Linked DNA regions of Homo sapiens: regions 2 and 3 are each linked to region 1. A link is an interaction called in ENCODE POLR2A ChIA-PET data of the cell type or tissue named here. Cell type or tissue: MCF 10A. All regions are shown on one strand. Region 1 has its middle 49 kb from the start of LINC03002. Region 2 has its middle 41 kb from the start of ALDH8A1. Region 3 overlaps LINC01010 (long intergenic non-protein coding RNA 1010).

Region 1 (4,000 bases):
GTTCTAAGAAGCCACATTTGCCCCTCGATTTGTTTTTTGGTTTGTTTGTTTGTTTGTTTGTTTGTTTGTTTTTGAGATGGAGTCTTGCTTAGGCTGACTGCCCAGGCTGGAGTGCAGTGGCGTGGTCTCGGCTCACTGCAACCTCTGCCTCCTGGGTTCAAGCGATTTTCCTACCTCCGTCTCTGAGCAGCTGGGGTTACAGGTGCCTGCCACCATGCCCAGCTAATTTTTGTATTTTTAGTAGAGACGGGGTTTCACCATGTTGGTCAGTCTGGTCTCGAACTCCTGACCTCAAGTGATCAGCCTGCTTCAGCCTCCTAAACTGTTGGGATTACAGGCATGAGCCATCGTGCCCAGCCTGCCCCTCAAATTTTGATGTCTCCCCTGTATCTGACTCATTGAGATTGCTTGATAAAAATGTGTTGAATGAAAAGCTGAATATTTTAATAAAGAGCCAAGAGCATATTAAAAATAAAGTTTCCTAGAGATACTGGCCACTTTCGGCCCGGCCACAGGCCTTTCTGGGGAGTGTGCTCCATCTGTAGTCTTTGCTCTGTAAACTCATGAGCTGCACCCCACACACGCACAGAGATTTCAGAAGCCTGACCTCAAGACAGCCAGCACATAGGTTTGCCATCACATACTCAGGAGCTGGCACACAAAGATGAGCTGGGCCAACCAGAGTCTTTCCTTTGGCAATTTGGACTCAACAACAAGGAATGAATTGCCAGGAAGTAATTTTATTGGAGCTGTCAAATTGCCACAGGCTCACGTAAGCCAAAGCCACGTGCAAGATGAAGTTATGACGTGGCATAGAAAAGAGAGAAAAAGCTGGTCAGAAAAGAATGTCTTTCACAAAGAAGGGAACAACAAACACCGGGGCCTACTTGAGGGTGGAGGGTGGGAGGAAGGCGAGGATCAAAAACTACCTGCCGGGTACTAAGCTTATTACCTGGGTGACGAAATAATCTGTACACCAAACCCCCGAGACACACAGTTTGTCTACGTAACAAACCTGCACCTAAAATAAAAGGTTAAAAAAAAAAAAGAAGAAGAAAGTGATGTCACCGAGAGATACTGAGTCAGAGAGGTCATGAGACAGGGGACATGAAAGAGATCAAAGGAGAGAGACCAGGGCCTAAAACTGGGGAACATCTAGGGCCTTATGACCTTCTGATCCATTCTGGTCTGTGTGGATATTTTCAGGTAACACCCAAGCCCTGCCCTGAAGTAAAGTGGGTCTCTGTTCCTTAGAGGTCAAAGAGCATTATTTAAAACAGTTAAGTTCCCTAGGAACCCAGCCCCCAAACAGCCTACTAAATTTTTCAGAGCTGAATAATTTCCCTTGCAAAAGGGGAAGATTTTAAATATCTTAGAACTGTGGATCCTACAGTCAAAATTCCCAGTTTACCGGTTGTCAAAAGGTTTGTTTAGATATAGTGCAGGAAAGAGGGAGAAGATGGGAACCAAGTGGCCTTCCCACGGCTTCCCATGGCTTCCCACAGTTAACTTGGAGCTCTTTTCCCAAGTCACACCCATGCTATTTTCCTGCCTCCTGGATGAAGCCTGTTGCAAAAGCTCTGAATTCCAACCTTGCAAATGCACCCGATGATGCATATAGCTGCTTGCTCCCGGAGGCTACTGGGCTGCTTCCCTTAGTCATAACGTAGGCATGGATCTTTCCCATCAGTGATGACGTTTTTACAAGATCAGTTATGTTATGAGTTTGTTGAGTAATAACACTGAATTTGTTATTTTATAAATGTGCAAAAACATGACCAAAGAGTGTCTTAAAACATGCCACAAGTAGAATGTTATGCATAGTAACAGATTTAAAGACATTAGTATAAAACTCAGTAGCTATTCAGACCAACAAAATCTGAAAAAATAAATATTTGAATATTTATGCTTCTCTTGAACATAGTCTCTGCTTCTTTTGCATAGTAACTTATTTGTTCCTTTTAAAGTATATTTGTTGATAGTTTCTTGGATTTCGACTTTCTGATTTGGGGAAAAATTTTTAGTCAATTTATGTAAAAGTATAATTGTGGAGTCTTCAATGGATTCTTAAAAAACTATTCTTTTTTTTGTAATAGAAAATGTTTGGCCCTTTTTGTGCTTCATGGATTTGTTGAGTATAAAATTTGAGAAGATTTTATTAGGTTATACTTTTGCCTGAAAAGTAGAATTACCTAATTAAGTTATATAATTATATTATAGAACTGAATTAGAATTGTTTTTAAGCTAAGTAACACATCAGGAGAGTGGCTAAGTTTTGTTGATTGTGAAATCAATTTTTATTCAGTTTTACTTTTTAAGTAAAGCCTGATGAAGGACAAGACCAAGATGTCAAACAGATAGAGTGAGAAACTTGGCAAAGCTAGATTCTTGAATTGAATTTTGTCTCATGTTTGAAGTTGAGGTTTCCCCAAGACTGGCTACAAACTTTATATTTTAGCCACTAAAATCTGAAAGAGTCTTGCTGTATCTGAAAGGACAGAACATTTATGTATTTCACCAGGATAACTCCTGGGGTGCCTGCAGTGTTGAGTAAGCTTTCACTCAACATTGCCTGTGGATTTGAAAATGTAGCAGGGTAGGGTGGTGCAAAGAAAGGTAGAGCTGGGTGTGTGGACTTTGCCAACCATCAAAGCCAACAGCCCTTGTGTGTTCAATGCTTTATGTATTCAATGGTTCACTTATAGAGGGACTGTGAAAATTTAACCTGAATTATTCCTGTGACCTAATAACAGGATCTCCAAACAGCCCAAACTCCTTTGGTTTAGAGAATGCCTTTGTCTATATTTGCTTTATTACGTGAAGATAGACAGACGCTTTATATACAGGGGGCATGCATAAGCCTACCTATTTGAATTGGTGTGTGTTACATCTATGGGGGACTGAAGCACCAAATGAATAGACCTAGACCCTATAATTTCTTTCTTACACATATGTAATCATATTACCAAAACAAAGCAATCCTCAGCTGCTATATACATATGTGTTTGTTTGTGTTTCCAGGCATTATAGATTATGTTCATTTCATCTGCATCATTTTCTTGGAAGCTGCTAATGGGTTAAAAGCATGTCTCCTCTTTTCCCTGGAAGCTGCCCACAGTGCCTGAGATAATGTTGTGCCCACAGAGATGGTTCAGAGAACACGGTGGTCCCTAAGAGATGACTAAGCTAAATATGGGAAGAGTAAATTATTTTCTGTTTCCTTCGTTCCTTCCTTCCTTCCTTCCTCCCTCCCTTCCCTCTCTCTCTCTCTCCCTCCCCATCCCTCCCTCCCTTCCTTCCTCCCTCCCTCCTTTTCTTTTCTTTCTTTCTTTCCTTCCTTCCTTTCTTCCTTTCTCTTTCTTTCTTTCCTTCCTTTCTTTCTCTCAAATAAAGAAGTTTGTTTTTCATTTCTCTTCACACACTTTGTAAAATACATTGCTTATGGCACTCACATCAGAAGCTCCTTTTCTATTTTCACCATTTAATTCTAGTCGTTCCCTCAAATTACAAAAGTGCTAAAAATTATAAATATTTCTGAGGAAAACAACATAAAAAGTCTTGTGAAACTTTATACAAATGGCACTTGAATTTTTTTTAATTGCTTCTTAGACTCTTTTTTTCTTTCTTTCTTTTGTTTTTTTTTTTGAGACAGAGTCTCACTCTGTCACCCAGGCTGGAGTGCAGTGGCATGCTCTCCTCACTACAACCTCTACCTTCCAGGCTTAAGCAATTCTCCTGTCTCAGCCTCCTGAGTAGCTGGGATTATAGGCATGTACCACCATGTCCAGCTAATTTTTGTATTTTTAGTAGAGACAGGGTTTCACCATGTTGGCCAGGCTGGCCTTGAACTCCTGACCTCAGGTGATCTGCCCACCTCAGTATCCCAAAGTGCTGGGATTACAGGCTTGAGCCACTGCACCTGGCCTGAGCCACCACATCCCGCTAGACTTTTCAACCAAAGTGGTTTAAAATGGCAGGGGGTCATGAACACAAACCCAGA
Region 2 (4,000 bases), 320 kb before region 1:
TACATAAATAATAAAGAAAAGAAAAAGAAAAAATGGAACTGGGATGCCTTAAAATTCTTCAGAACATGGAAATGAAATGTTGCTTTCTGGCTGGCTAACCTCTAAGGCAATCAAAATAGAATATAATTAGCTATCTATTGCTGCCAGGGCTTAAACCATTTTTCCAAATTGTGTTTGCCAAGACAAAAGGAGGTATTTTCTGTAGTACAGGAGAGGTGAATGAGAGGATGAGTGGGTTGAACAGTCCTGAGTAATTATTGCATTTATTTAGGTTTCTGCAGCTATCTATCAGGCCCTTGGCTTATGATAGCAAATGATAATGAACAGTCAAAAGGCAGAAATAGCAACATTCACCCTATCATGACACAGGGACATTATATTCTTTTTATACACAATACAGTGCAAAGGTTCAGGGAGAGCGAGAAGTATGACCTGAAGCCATTTTTCCACTACTCATCATTTTTGACAGTTACAAGAAATCCAGAGAAGGGATTTTCTTGTCTAATTATTTCTAACCTTAAAGTTCAGGGAGTCAGTCTTTCTCAAGATTAGGATTCACTAAATACATCCTGAGGAAAGGGTGCAGTACATGTTCTGCGAATACTGTCCAGGAGCTGTGAACTCTCTCCCTTTATTTAGGATATCAGAGGAAGGGGCAGGAGAGGGGAGGAGAGTTCAGTCATCTCAGCTTGAAGCAAGTGCTCGGTAAGCACTTTGGTATCGCTCCCAAGGGGGACTGTATCACTTCCATCCCAATGACTGAACTCGACCTGAATGCAGACCGCTGAGTCCAAGTCCCAAGTCTCAGGACCCCAGGAGTTACTAGAAAGAAACGCTCAGAGCTGCTTTCTGGTAGATTATTAGTGGGAGAATACATTTCCCCTAAGATACCTAAAATCAATGCAAAGAGGACCTCAGAAGTATGTATTTTGCTGAACTTGAAACATCAGAGAAATTGTTCAAAAATCCCCTGAAGAGATAAATATGCTGATATTCAAATTTTTACCTATCTTGATGATTCTCACATGCTTTGATTTCTCAAGGATGTTGCATGAAAATCATTTTTCCTCTATTAGAAATTCATGAGCGCCTGCTGCTTACTTCCCAGCGGCAGTCCTTGGGACCTGGTATGTGGGCACTTTAAAAAGATGCTTCAGGAGAGCATTTTATGCTCTGTGCAGGGACCTGCTCCTGCAGGCAATTGGCACGTGTAGTCACAGAGCCCGAAGCTCTGGGGCTGTCACATAAATTGCACAGAGTCAGAGGCTGCTCCCCACACAGCAGCCCAACCACCCCAGATGGCCCCACTCTACCTTCAGTCCCCCAGGGAAGGGGTTTCCACCCTCTCCCGCCATTCACTATGTCTGAGCTTGAAATATTAAAATAGAGTACTTGTTTCACATATAACTCCAATTCCAACAGCTGTAATTAAGAACACATAGAGGCCAGCTGCTTATTATATGTAGGCAGGAGCTCCAAAATACTTAATCAGAATTTGCAATTAGTTGTCATTATCCTCAGAATACCTCTACTTCTTTGATGCTTGTATATTTCTATAGGTTCTGTATATTCTGCATTCTAGTTCTGTTTAGGAGTTGTTTGCTGTAAGATCCTTGGCAAGCCAATAAGCTTCTCCATGCCTCAGTTGTCCATCTGGCAGTGGGGAGAGAGCTACACAGGGTGATTTCAACAACCCTGGCAATTAACCTTGTTATGATTCAGTGACTCCATGAATCCCTAATATTCCGGGAGTATTTTTCAAGGCTTTGTTGGAAATTGTTGAGTCACACTGGAATGAACTGCCATTATGAGATGAGGTTGGAATGTTCTGATCGCTCCAAGGGTAAGACTGGACTGAGGAATGTGGAGGAGGGCTGCGACGAGGTGTGGGATGGGAAAGTCATCATCAGATGCGTGGAGCTGGCATATCCTAGGCCAACAGACAAGATTAGGCAGATTCCCAGCACCTGATGAATGGCCAGCTGCAATCAGAATTACGATTCTTCCCCGAAGAGCAAGCAGCCTATGATTTGTTTGGCAGAAGCCTCAGAGTCGTGATGATGATGATTTGCACCGGCCTTTGGGTGAGTCAGCGCTGACACGAGGCACCGACAAGCTTGGCAGCAGAGACTGACAGTGACTGTTCTGGACTGTTACACACATTTCAGAAGGCTTGCTGTAGATACCCAGGAACAAAATATCTTCCCCACACTACAAACTGAAACCCTCATGAACAAAGCCTGAAGTGAGAGGCTTGGCCCTGGGACATCTCAGGGGTGAATCCACCCTATATTAATGGAGTCATAGTCAGCTGCAGGCACCCCCAAGCAAAGGACGCTGGAAATTCCCAGAAGATAAGCAGATCTGAAGCAAGGACCAAGGGCTTTGAAACTTTCTTTTCTTTTCTTTCCTTCCTTCCTTTGTTTTTTTCAAGACGGAGTTTTGCTCTTGTCACCCAGGCTGGAGTGCAATGGTGCCATCTCAACTCACTGCAACCACCACCTCCCAGGTTCAAGCAATTCTCCTGCCTCAGCCTCTCACGTAGGTGGGATTACAGGCATGCACCACCGCGCCTGGCTAATTTTTGTATTTTTAGTAGAGACAAGGTTTCACCACTTTGGCCAGGCTGGTCTCGAACTCCTGACCTCAGGTGATCTGCCCGCCTCGGCCTCCCAAAGTGCTGGGATCATAGGTGTGAGCCACCGCGCCTGGCTGAAATTGTCTTTCAAAAGTCTGAGCTCAGTGGCTTATGGGAATATCTAACATGGATGGCCTGAAGGCAGGTGAATCATCCTAGACCAGCCCCCGGCACTCCCTGTGCCAGGCAGAAGGGAAAGAGTAGCGCAGTGGGAAGTTGGTTCCCAGGGGGTCTGCCTCTCCAGGTCTTCCTGCTGAACAGCCGGCAGCACTTCGGGCACGAGAGGACATTGTCCTCCTTTGACCTCACCTGGAGCAGGCTTTCCAGGTTGTCTCTGGGGAAGGTGTTTATTATTATTATAATAAAAAATATTTTATATTATATAAAAATATATATATTTTTATATATAAAATATATATAAATATAAAATATATATTTATATATAAAAAAATATATATAAAATATATATTTATATATAAAAAAATATATATAAAATATATATTTATATATAAAAATATATATAAATATAAAATATATATTTATATATAAAAATATATATAAATATAAAATATATATTTATATATAAAAATATATATAAATATAAAATATATATATATATAAATATATATAAATATAAAATATATATATATATAAAAATATATATAAATATAAAATATATATTTAGATATAAAAATATATATAAATATAAAATATATATTTAGATATAAAAATATATATAAATATAAAATATATATTTATATATAAAAATATATATAAATATAAAATATATATTTATATATAAAAATATATATAAATATAAAATATATATTTATATATAAAAATATATATAAATATAAAATATATATTTATATATAAAAATATATATAAATATAAAATATATATTTATATATAAAAATATATATAAATATAAAATATATATTTATATATAAAAATATATATAAATATAAAATATATATTTATATATAAAAATATATATAAATATAAAATATATATTTATATATAAAAATATATATAAATATAAAATATATATTTATATATAAAAATATATATAAATATAAAATATATATTTATAAACATATATTAAGATATTTAATGGTTGCATGGATAACTTTAATATGTATAAATTTTAATCTGTTGATTTATCGAGTTTTGACATTATCTACCTTCTCCCTGTTCTGTAAGATGAGGAAAGTAGATGGTGACCACCATCCCAGGCCTCCATCCTTTCCCCTCTCAACTGGCCCGCTGATTAATTTCATTATCTAGGCTAGTAACTTCTGCACTCTGTTCTGTAATTTTAAGTTGGCTTTCTGTACTTTGTGTATAGCTTGACTTTAAATA
Region 3 (4,000 bases), 93 kb after region 1:
TACCAGCTGGGGATAGAATGTAATCCGTCCTGCAGAAGTTAAACCATGTGTCATGTGAAGAGCAGGAGATGGTAAGTCAGGGACATTTGATGGAAAACCTCTCGGAAATGTCAACCTCAGTATCACATGTTCATCTAACTTCAGATTTCAGAGTTCGTGATATTTGTGCTAGAGCCAGTCATTGGAGTCAGTTCAAGTTTGGAGAAAATTTTCTTCCAAATTAACAAGAGAGAAGGAAGAAGGAGAGAAGAAGAAAGAGGAAGGAAGAAAGGAAGGTGGAAGGAAGGAAGGAAAGAAGAAAGGGGGAAGAAAAATAAAGGAAAGAAAAAGGGGCAAGGATTTTTGTATATGCATGTGTTCCTGCTCTTAGAAGAAAAAAAGTTTAACTAAGTTACTTCATTTAGCCAATGATGATCATTTTTCTTTTTTTCTTTTTCTTTTCTTTTTTTTTTTTTTTTTGAGACGGAGTTTTGCTCTTATTGCCCAGGCTAGAGTGCAGTGGCGCAATCTCAGCTCACTGCAACCTCCGCCTTCCAGTTTCAAGTGATTCTCCTGCCTCAGCCTCCCAAGTTGCTGGGATTACAGATGCCCGCCACCACGCCCAGCTAATTTTTTTTGTATTTTTAGTAGAGACGGGGTTTCACCAAGTTGGTCAGTCTGGTCTCAAACTGCTGACCTCGTGATCCATCTGCCTTGGCCTCCCAAAGTGCTGGGATTACAGGCATGAGCCACCGTGCCCGGCCAATGAAGATAATTTTTCTTAGAGAATCAATAAATTTCATCTAGCCAGTGGTCTCATTTCTGCAGATGCATATTAGAGGTTATTAATAGGGGAATAATGATGTGATCAAACAATCAGACAAAAATATAGTATATTCAGGTTGAAGAACAACACAATTGCTCCTGAGAACTCACCTTGAATAGCTGCAGCATATGGTTGTAGGAGTGGTTGGGGTCCACACACTTTAGGTTTTGTCTGTGATTAGGAAGGAACATTAAGTAGACCTGATCCCCTAGCATTCTCGTCTCAGTAGGCATCACCACCAGCTTCTCAGGTGCAAGCCTGAAACCCATCTGTACTTTACACCTTTCTTCTCTTTACACCAACAAAGAGAGGAAAGAGAAAGAAATCTCTTCCTGACTAATTAGAAGGCAGGTTCACCCTTCTTCATGGTGGCTGTCTTATGTTAGACACTCATTAGGTTTTGACAGTATTATAGCGACAGCGGCTTGATTCTTCCTTTCTAATCCTGCTAGGGTGATCTTCCCAAAACACAAGCACATTCAATTCCCTGTGTTTAAGGAGCTTAAACTCCTCGGATGCCCTGCCCTTGCCTCAGAATAAAATTGAAACCCAGCATACGGAGACTTTAATGAGTCAAACCCTATTTAACTCTCTTGTCTCCACTGTTCATTCCTTTGCCACTGGAACTCCATCCACTTTTCGGATAAAATGATAGGCACGTCAGGCTGGGCGCAGTAGCTCACGCATGTAATCCCAGCACTTTGGGAGGCCGAGGCCAGCCGATCACCAGGTTAGGAGATTGAGACCATCCTGGCCAATATGGTGAAACCCTGTCTTTAATAAAATAAAAAAAAAACAGCTGGGCATGGTGGTGCACACCTGTATTTCCGGCTACTCAGGAGGCTGAGGCAGGGGAATTGCTTGAACCAGGAAGGAGAAGGTTGCAGTGACCTGAGATCGTGCCACTGCACTCCAGCCTGGCAACAGAGCAAGACTCCATCTCAAAAAACAAACAAACAAACAAAAAAGTGCAGTTCCAGAAAAGAGCACATTGTCTTGTGATGTCATGGCTATGCACGGCAGCTCCCTTTGCTGGGTCATCCTCCACTGCTGTTTCTTTTTTTTTTTTTTTTTTTTTGAGACGGAGTCTCGCTCTGTCGCCCAGGCTGGAGTGCAGTGGCGGGATCTCGGCTCACTGCAAGCTCCGCCTCCCGGGTTCACGCCATTCTCCTGCCTCAGCCTCCCAAGTAGCTGGGACTACAGGCGCCCGCCACTACGCCCGGCTAATTTTTTGTATTTTTAGTAGAGACGGGGTTTCACCGTTTTAGCCGGGATGGCCTCGATCTCCTGACCTCGTGATCCGCCCGCCTCGGCCTCCCAAAGTGCTGGGATTACAGGCGTGAGCCACCGCGCCCGGCCCTCCACTGCTGTTTCACCTATTCACCTAGCTGGCTTGGTGCAGGCCTCATCCCTTTCAGGAAGTCTTGCCTGCCCCAGCCTGTTTTAAGTATCTGTTTTTAGTACCCCCAGTATGTTTTAAGGATCTCTCGGAGGCTACACCCATCTTACACTGACCTCTTAACATGCTGCCAACCAGATGTTGTCTATTTTCCTGTCTCCACCCTCAATTTTGAAATCCTTCCCGGCAGGCACCTAACACATTCCTGGCACAGAAGAGGTGCTCAGTACAGTAAATCCTTGCGAAATGATTTAAAGAATTAACGAACTAATAACATGGTAACCGAAAGAAATGAAGGGGCAACATGAACCTGAAGTTTGGAGTGGGCAGTAGTGGCAGTGAGAAAGTTGTTTCTCTGTAGTTTTACCTGAATTGGGTCAAATGAAAAAAATCCGGGAGAACTGGGTTCTAATCAAACTTTAACACTAATTAACTGTCTGCCTCTGTGCAAGTTATGTAACTTCTCTCCACCTGAGCTGACTTTTCTATAAATAACATGAACTCCATAGGTTTTCTGTGAGGGTAAATAAAATATTGTATATACAGTGTCTATAATATTTTTCTAGAACATATTAAGAATATAACAAGAGTTTAATAATTAAGAGTCTAATAAATATTAACTTCAGCCCCTTAAAGTTTAAAGTTTAATATTATCTAAACCTGATGAAATCAACCAATTCAAAGCAACAAAATCAAAGAGCTTTAGACTAGTAATTTCAAATAGAGAGTTACTGATTAAGAAAACAAAAACCTTCTGGCACAGAAGATGAGGAGTAAGAAAAAAGAAGGCTGGGCACTGTGGCTCATGCCTGTAATCCCAGCCCTTTGGAAGGCTGAGGCAGGCAGATCACTTGAGGTCAGGAGTCCTAGGCTAGCCTGGCCAACATGGTGAAACCCTGTCTCTACTAAAAATATAAAAATTAGCTGGGCATGGTGGTGGATGCCTATAATCCCACCCACTTGGGAGGCTGAGGCAGGATAATCACTTGAACCCGGGAGGAGGAGGTTGCAGTAGCCAAGATTGTGTCATTGCATTCCTGCCTTGGTGACAGAGTGAGACCCTGTCTCAAAAAAAAAAAAAAAAAAAAAAAAAAGGCAGATTTAAGCTCCAAAATGGGCTGGACGTGGTGGCTCATGCCTGTAATCCCAGCAGGCTGAGGATTGGAGGCTGAGGCAGGAAGATTACTTGAGCCCGGGAGTTCGAGACTAGACTGGGCACCATGGCAAGACCCTTGTCTCTGGAAAAAAAAAAAAAGAAAAGAAAAGAAAAAAAAGCTCCAAACTGGTGGGGAAAATCAAATTCACAATAGTAATAATGTCTCCACCATTCCCTATGTCTTTTTGCTTCTTTTCTTCCTGTAATACTTCACTTTATAATATTTCCTAGAGAAAGATTTATACACATATCTTAAGTGTACAGTTTGATGAGTTTTGACAAATGTATATACCAATGTAACCAACAGCCTTGTCATGACAGAATAGTTCAATGGCTTCAAAAAAGTTTCCTTGCACCCTTTTCCGGTGAGTTCCTTCATAGACAACAACTGTTCTGATTTATATAACAATATATTAACGGTGCCTTTTCTTAAACTTCATATACAGTAAATGAAATCATGTGTTCACCTTCATACAGCATTAGTCTGTGAGATTCATCCATATGTATGTATGAGTAGTTCTTCATTTTTTTGTGGCTGGGTAGTATTCTTTTTTTTTTCCTTTTTTATTTAAAAAAATTCTGGGGGTACCTAGTAGATGTATATATTTATGGGGTACATGAGATGTTTTGATACAGGCAC

Evidence for each region. ChIA-PET counts read pairs that join two places held together with the same protein. Peaks named below come from ENCODE experiments on the same cell type or tissue, not always from the same donor. Only the 100,000 strongest peaks of a DNase experiment are listed, where the experiment ranks them.
Region 2: POLR2A ChIA-PET joins it to region 1 with 6 read pairs; 2 of 35 experiments call an interaction of 5 or more read pairs at or near these places.
Region 3: POLR2A ChIA-PET joins it to region 1 with 7 read pairs; 3 of 35 experiments call an interaction of 5 or more read pairs at or near these places.

Annotation. Positions count from the first base shown.
Region 1 is chr6:134,587,336-134,591,335 of GRCh38, reverse strand. No RefSeq gene overlaps it. Among named protein-coding and RNA genes, the nearest start is that of LINC03002, 49 kb to the right of the region's middle. In MCF 10A, no CTCF peak of the experiment used is centred here; DNase peaks (open chromatin) are centred at 735 and 1,585.
Region 2 is chr6:134,907,158-134,911,157 of GRCh38, reverse strand. No RefSeq gene overlaps it. Among named protein-coding and RNA genes, the nearest start is that of ALDH8A1, 41 kb to the left of the region's middle. In MCF 10A, no CTCF peak of the experiment used is centred here; DNase peaks (open chromatin) are centred at 1,977 and 2,797.
Region 3 is chr6:134,494,387-134,498,386 of GRCh38, reverse strand. All of the region lies in intron 2 of LINC01010 (long intergenic non-protein coding RNA 1010), which reads right to left. Among named protein-coding and RNA genes, the nearest start is that of CT69, 17 kb to the right of the region's middle. In MCF 10A, no CTCF peak of the experiment used is centred here; a DNase peak (open chromatin) is centred at 2,336.